Regions from separate parts of the Homo sapiens genome. Here region 2 is linked to region 1. Evidence: read pairs that join two places in POLR2A ChIA-PET (ENCODE). Cell type or tissue: B cell. All regions are shown on one strand.

What was found. ChIA-PET counts read pairs that join two places held together with the same protein. Peaks named below come from ENCODE experiments on the same cell type or tissue, not always from the same donor. Only the 100,000 strongest peaks of a DNase experiment are listed, where the experiment ranks them.
Region 2: POLR2A ChIA-PET joins it to region 1 with 7 read pairs; 1 of 35 experiments calls an interaction of 5 or more read pairs at or near these places.

What each region holds. Positions count from the first base shown.
Region 1 is chr5:96,975,498-96,979,497 of GRCh38, reverse strand. LNPEP (leucyl and cystinyl aminopeptidase) reads right to left here. Exons shown (of 18, transcript NM_005575.3): 2 at 1-360. Among named protein-coding and RNA genes, the nearest start is that of LNPEP, 41 kb to the right of the region's middle. In B cell, no CTCF peak of the experiment used is centred here; no DNase peak of the experiment used is centred here; H3K27ac peaks cover 480 bases.
Region 2 is chr5:95,816,246-95,820,245 of GRCh38, reverse strand. GLRX (glutaredoxin) reads left to right here. Exons shown (of 3, transcript NM_001118890.2): 2 at 3,620-3,739. The coding sequence ends at 3,733. Among named protein-coding and RNA genes, the nearest start is that of GLRX, 4.5 kb to the left of the region's middle. In B cell, no CTCF peak of the experiment used is centred here; a DNase peak (open chromatin) is centred at 1,865; H3K4me3 peaks cover 1,655 bases; H3K27ac peaks cover 3,496 bases.

The DNA of each region.
Region 1 (4,000 bases):
CCATGATTACAGAAACAGCAACCACGATGACAAAAGCACAGACCACCATGGTCCTTGCAGAGGGTACTGAACAAGCCCCATCTGGGCTCTGCCTGTAACCAGTTGCACTGTTCCGAAGGCCTGAGCTTCTATTCATGAAGGACATGCCCAGCAGCTTTGCTGATGACTCATAATCCTCTTCATCCTCCTCCATCTCATGCTCACCAAGACCCCGCACCAGCAGTCGGGAACCCCGGGGCTCATATTCCACCTCATCAGGCTCTAGAGGATGTAAACAAGGCTCTTTGGCTAAATCCACCACATCTGGTTCTTCCTCAAACATGCTGTTTTCAATCATATTCCTGGGGAGCTGAAGCCGATCTAAAAAACCAAAACATAAGAACAAGGCACAGAGTTAGAAAAAAAAAAGCTCATAATATTAATAACATGTCTTCTACCTAGACCACATTTAAACTAAGAATTTTTTTAAGTCACTAAGACTTATTTCCATCTCAGAGCTACTGAATTAAATAAGATGTTTATACCATTGAGTCATCCATTAAAAACTAAAACATAAATAAAAGTATACCACAGTTATGAAACAAGAAAGCTAAATAAACAGGCTATTATATTTTTAAAAAGTTAGCTGAGATAATATACTAATTTCCTTAATATACTCCTGCCCCACAACCTGGGACCCTGCCCTGGGCTTGAGAGGGCACTGTTTTGGCATTCCTCTGACTATGTCTGTCCCCACCAGGCGAGGAGTCAGTAGGATCAAAGGGATGTGCCCACCTACAGTCCACGGTTCCCCTTCTAGGGTTTGGGCACTGCAATCCCAGAATTTCTGTCCAACAGGCCTCAAATCTGCTTCCAAGGTATTTGTGGGTCTCATCCCTGAGTCTCATTCTCTCTAGGGAGCACCACAAGCTGGTATGCCCATTTCTAAGATTGAGTATGGCTAAGCAACAGGATGGGTTATTGTTTTCCCCTGAAAGAGGAATGTTTCTGTCCCACAGCAAATGGGAAGCAGCAAATTATATGGGAAATTTCCATAAGCAAGAAATGATTTTTAAAAAGATCAAAAGACAATAAAAGTCAGATAAAATTATAATTCAATCTGTTTTTCATGCTTCCATGGCTTTCAGAAGTACAACATATTTCCATGGGAAACAACCATACTGCACACCATGAGTGTTAGTGGATCTCAGTGGGAGCTTTTACAAACTACAACAAACCACACCTTCCGATTTGCCAAAATCACTGAGAAAAAAGACTCTAGAAGTAGAAGGGTCGATAATCCCCCATATATCAGTACTTCCTAGGATTAGATCGTTCAATGTTTTTTATTTAAAATTCATACAATTTTAGTTTTTAAGGGATCTCAAAAGTTATCAAATTGAAACCTCCACTAATCTTCCCTACAAGGGAAGATACTTTATACCTATCATTTCTAACCCTTACAACAATCCTATAAAATGGCAAGTATTCTATTTTAGACATGAGAAAATAGAAAAAGAGAAATAGATTAATTCGTCTTCATAAAGTCACACAGCTATTTAGTCATAAAACTGATATTAAAGCACAGGTCTAAAAATTTGATTCAAAAGTTTATGCTCTTTTCATTATATTGCATCCCTCTACTCAAACTAATTCAATAAAAGATGAGAGCCCTGAATTATTTATTTCATACCTGGCAATGAAGTTGCTAAGAGTATTATTTCACCATCAGGAGAGCAAAGCTTACAAAAAACTACTGAATATCTAGCTTAAGATAAATGCTATGTATTTTGTGCTATTCAACAAACACTGTAATGGTGGAAACTCTTCATCCATAAAACATATTATTGATAAATATTAGGATAAAATTTGCAGTTTTGCTGTTCAGTGTGGCCTGTGACCCTGCAGCATTTGCATCACATTGCAGCTTGTTAGAAACGCAGCCTCTGAAGTCTCCACCTAGAATACGAATTTTAACAAATCCTCGGGTGCTCACGTGCACTTAAGTTTGAGAGGCACTGGTATAAGCATCTTCCATGGTCAGATCCCAGCCAGCACTAAATACCATTCCTGAGTATGCTCTGGCCATCCCAAACTGCTTACTATTTTGAGCACAGGCCAGGCAGCTATTCCACGCTATCCTCCACATGTCTCTTTTTCTTTTCTCTTCCCTCTGCTTGCAGTGTCATCATCTCCCTTTCCCATGCCCATCCACCTGGTATTCCGTACCTCAGCTTAACTTGCTACAACACAAATTAAGAAAAGTTATGTTTTTTTGTTTTTCCTTTGTCTTTATTACCTTTAAAAAATAAACTTTCTTTTCATTTCACTTCACCCATTTCTGCTTTGGGGAGCATATGGATCACAATGAGGTTACCTTTTCCTGACTCCTCTCCAACCTGAACTGTATACAAGTTATGCTACTTTAAAATTTTTATTTGAATAAAACTTCTAATCATTTTCTAGGTATGAGTTTAGCATTCTGCCATCTACCCATCTACTATGAAAGAAGAAGGGTTCTAACATACTGCTTTTGGGAATATAATCTCCTAAACTTCCTATAGTGCCCCAATTTCTTGTTAAAAAAAAAAAGTATGTTCTGTTTTGATAGTTAATAGTGTTTTGGGTCATACACTTCATTAACAGAGCAAATATTGCTGTATTCAATTTTTTAAAATTGCTTTTAAAACTCTTAATGATTAGAAAGTTTCTGTAGTAGTTTTTTGGTTCCTGGCACACTGCTGTAGACTAGCTTAATTTTTTTTTTTAATTTAAAAATGTCTAAAAAGGCCTTTTTTGACTTTTTTACCACACATGGGAAGATTATGCTCTCAGGCATTTGCCCCATGTGTTTTGTTCTGTGTCAGGCCTACTGCAGACAACAATGGGTTCTGTACAGCATGGTTTTATTTACTATATTTCTGAACTAACTCCAGGTACAATCTCAGCTTAATATTTAGAGCATTCCAATCTCTCAATTCTGTCCCCTTAGAACTTTGTTGCTGTGTTTTTTTATTCTTCTGCCATGCCATTTAAAGCCAAGAGATATTCTACAGTTTGACAATTTGGTATCTCCTGTCTGCATGTCATTAATTTCAAATCTTCTGACAAGGGCTTAGTCAGATGCCTGCCTAAATCCAAATAACTTACTTTTATTATTTCACTCCCAGTCAGAATAATACCAACGTAGAATTTTAATCTTTCAGAAATGGAGATCACATCAACCCATTTGCTATATTTCACTGTGCAATATAGAAGCACAGTTTTTTTTTTGTATGCACAATCATATCAAGTTAAATATATCAAATCAGGGAAAATCACTTTTATTACAGGTATCCCATGAAGATACATGAAGGTACTTCAAGCCTATTTAAGAAAATGTTGATTTGATTCTTAAGTCAGTACACTTTGATTTTGGCATTAAATTGTAACATAACACATGATTACCCCTTGCTCGATGGGATTTATTCCTACTGAAAGAAGGGATCCTAAAGAAACAGGGAATTTTCTAAAACCTCTTAAATCCACATATAGAAGCTATCTATAAGTCAAAGCAAAGAACCTTCTACTGAAATGTTTCAGTTTTAAATAACATAGGCCCATGTGGTTATAATCTAAGAGAACTGAAGACATTTCTTTTCATCAGATACTGTGAACTAGCATTCCTCAATGTTGTTTGTGGACCAGTGCCAATGTGCAAAAGTGTGACCCATCTGGGACAGGATATACATAGACTATTAGTACCCAAAAACTTTTATGACAATTTGACAGAGTAATTTTTATGTGTATTGAATTTAATAATGTATAAAACTGAGCTATTTTTGTATGTCTTTTTTCATTTCATTTTTCTAATTAATTTTTTTATATGCTACAAAATTTCTGCAACAGATTAAAAATTAAAAAAACAGAAACAATAAACCCTGGTTCTTCAGCTCAGATAATGTGAGAAGCAGTGAGTTAGACTGTCACTATAATGGCAATAACAGTCAAGATAAAGTTCTTAACTATGTCAGTAGCAGTG
Region 2 (4,000 bases), 1.2 Mb after region 1:
CCGTGGCTGGGACTACAGGCATGAGCCATCATACCCAGCTAATTTTTTAAGTTTTTGTACAGATGGGGGTCTTGTTATGTTACCCAGGCTGGTCTTGAACTCCTGGCCTCAAGCTATCCTCCCACCTCAGCTTCCCAGAGTGCTGGGATTACAGATGTGATCCACCTCAACAAGCCTGTTTTTCATTTTTAGAAAAATGTTTTTCACAGATTCTTGAATTCTGAGTGCATTCCTCCTAGGGGAAGAACAAGCCTTTTAAAGCTGCATGTTTGATCCCCAACAGGGAAGTGTTTGTATTCAAAGGGTCTGAAAGCTCCCGAGGGTTTTTTTTTTTTTTTTTTTTTTTTTGAGACGGAGTCTCCCTCTGTGCCCAGGCTGGAGTGCAATGGCGCAATCTCAGCTCACTGCAAGCTCCACCTCCCGGGTTCACGCTATTCTCCTGTCTCAGCCTCTCGAGTAGCTGGGACTACAGGCGTCTGCCACCATGCCTGGCTAATTTTTTGTATGTTTAGTAGAGACGGGTTTTCACTGTGTTAGCCAGGATGGTCTCAATCTCCTGACCTCGTGATCCACCCGCCTCAGCCTCCCAAAGTGCTGGGATTACAGGCGTGAGCCACGGCGCCCGGCCTGATCCTGCAGTCTTAATTATTCTATAAAGTAGCTGTATCTAGTAGGTAATCAGCAGGACATGATTATGGAAAGTTAGTGGCTTCAATCAAGCCATGTACTTGGTAAAACCTGTTTTTGTTTTGCTATAGTCACAGCTCCTAAATTAGTGCCTTCATTTATTTCTCCTCTAATGCACTTTTCTTTACATAGATCTGAGTTTCTGAACTATATCATTTCCCTTCTCTCTGAAGAACTTCTTTGGGCATTTCTTGCAAGGTGATTCCATTGGTAACACATTCCCTCAAGTTTTGTTTACCTTAGAAAGTATTTCTCCTTCGCATTTGAATGATGATTTTACTGGATGCAACAAATATTTTTAAGCACCTACTATGTACCAGACACTTTTATGTACATTGGGGAAAAAATTCTGCCTTTTCTGCCATGAAAAAAACCCTTCTGCCTTTGTTGAACCTATATTCTAGTGGGGGAGACAAACAAATACAGTAATAAAACAGTATGTTGGGAGTTGGTAAGTGGCACGTGCTATGAGGAAAAGTAGGAAAGGTAGGGAGGAAGCATCAGGGTCCAGTTTTAAATGGAGCCATTGGGTCTCACTGAGAAGGGAACATTCGAGCAGATATCTATAGGAGCTGAGGGAGATGGGTGTACACAATTTACAGGTAGAGTGAATGCAAAGGTCCTGGGGTAGACGTTTGCCTGGCAGGTTTGTGGAATAGTAAGGAAGCCAGTATAGTTGCAGCACTGTGAGCCAGTAGGAGAGTTAGTGGAGGTGAGGTCTGAGAGCTAATAGGAGCTTGGAAGAACTGTGACTGGTACTCGGTGTGAGATGAGATGCCCCTGGTGGGTGCTGAGCAGACGAGTCACTTGATCTGACCCCATTTTGAAAGGGCCACTCTGGCAGCTGTGGGGAGAAGAGACAGTAGGGCAAAGGTGAAGGTTGAAGCTGGGAGACATTGGGAGGCTATAGTAGTTATTCAGGTGACAGATGAAGGTGGCTTATACCAGGGAGGTAGCCGAGGAGTGTTGAGAAATTGCTTTTGAGTAGTTGCATTTGTGTAACCCTAGCTAGCGTACAGGAGATGTTGCCTGGCTGAGGCTGGGGAAACCTAGTGCAGGAGAATAAGAACCACAGGATTACCAAACTCGTTTTGGGGTGGCAGTTCTTTCCTCTCCTTGACAGTAGCGGACTCTCAAGTTCCTCTAAAGAGGAGGCTGGGACGGGAAGGGACAGGAGGGGAAGCAGCACAGGGTATTTCCTCTTCTTTGCTCAACTTTATCAACAGTACTTCTTGCTTTGGTTTCACTGCCACAGCACCCCCGTGCCGTCTGTACAGCCTGCCATTCAGCTCCCGTTAGGGGTACCATTCACTGATACGATTTATGGCAGTTTTGCAGTTGTCCAGACTAGAGGATGGGTGTGAGGGTAAAGGAGCCTTTCGCTTCTTTGCCAGACACTGAGCACAAAACTCCACGCTGGGAGCAGCCTGGTCACATTTCAGGGTCATCTCAGGAGGCTGGGGGGCAGCTCCAGGGCTGTGGGTTTTCAAAGCCTCAGTTATCCTGTGAGAGCACAGGGAATAGCCATGGAAATGTGCAAGATTTGTTTTTAATTTTTAGACTTTATTTTTAATGCCTACCTTCACCCAGACCCCCTTTTTAATAAAAGTGCTGTAAGAACTTATCCACAATAATGAAGCCCCTTTTCTCACCTTTCTCACTTTTTGGACAATTTGCTCCAATTATTATGCTTTCTGAGGAAAGCCCAAAGCTTTGAAAAATAGTCTCATTGCTTTCTGCCTCCACCTCTCCCTCCCCTCCAGTGCGTTCCTGGTACTCGGGGAGAGGCCCGCTGGCTCTGATGACGCGGTGACCTCCATGGGGCTTTTTTCTTCACTGCCAGGCAGCCTTGGTGGAACACTCCTGGCCTATAAATTCAGCCACGTTGAGGGTATTTCCTCCTCCCTCGCGATTCTAAAAGCCCTCTGGAATTCTGGAATGTGTCTGCTCCTAGCAGCAGGGAGGAAGTGTGTAACTAGAGAGGAGCCTATTCAGCAGGTGTCATGACTGTGGCTTGGCGTGGGTGACGCACCCTCATCCGGGGTGAGTTAACCATCTTATGATGGACCAGCGATTAAAGGAGACTCAAACACCACTACACCCCCCTGGTTGAGGACAGAGCTCACTTGTGTTGCTTTGTTTTGCTTTCTTTGTTTTGCTCTGTCGTCCAGGTGTGAGTGCAATGGCACCATCACAGCTTACTGCAGCCTCGACCTCCCGGGCCAAAGCAATCCTTCCACTTCAGCCTCCTGAGTAGCTGGGACTACAGGCATGCACCGCCATGCCTGGCTAATTTTTGTATTTTTTGTAGAGACGGGGTCTCACGATGTTACCTAGGCTAGTCTTGAACTCCTGGGCTCAAGCGACCCTCCCACCTCAGCCTCACAAAAGTAGTAGGATTACATTCATGAGCCACTGTGCCTGGCCCTCACCTGTGTTTTAACAACACAGAGAGATGATTGTACTTAATAAACCATGGACCTGAAAAATCAGAGACGTAATGCAAATACTTTTCCAGCTGTATTTAGAAACGAACTCCTTCCTTCCTGATTGCTGTGACCCAGTTTACAATCTTAGGTGTGGTCCCTGATGCAGAGAAAGCAGAGTTCAATCTAGGTGGTCTGACTGCAGCCAATCAGAATTCTCCTTCTGAAACATGTTTCTGTAGAGTGAAATTTTTAAATCCCTTTGACAAGTTGGACAAGCTCATGCATAGCACACAACTTGAAAACTCTTCTGGCGTAAAAACATTCTCGAGTTAATAATGTTACCCCTTATAACAGAAAGGAAGTCCTGTCCTGTGAGCATATACATAAGGAGGTTTTAAAGTGATTTGAAAAGTTTGGAATCACGGGAAATATTTAGTGGTAGGATAGAAATGTTCTGTCTAATCTAGTAATGTAGTAATGTCCTGGGTCGTGTGCTTTTTTAGGTGCCTCGAGTCTTTATTGGTAAAGATTGTATAGGCGGATGCAGTGATCTAGTCTCTTTGCAACAGAGTGGGGAACTGCTGACGCGGCTAAAGCAGATTGGAGCTCTGCAGTAACCACAGGTGAGTGGCAGGTGAGGTGCTGGGCCAGGAACATGGGAGACCGTGGAATTCTTCTGTCGTGGTTTGTTATACTGTATGACAGCATTCTGGTTGGGGGAAGAAATGATTTGGGGTGAGTTGAGGAATGGTGATGTCAATCACTTATGAATTTCACACTTTACAAAGAGATCGTGTCAATGAGAGAAATCCTTTCACTCAAGCTTCATTTAAGAAATATTTATTAAGCATGTGCCAGACACATGAGAATATAATGATGCATAA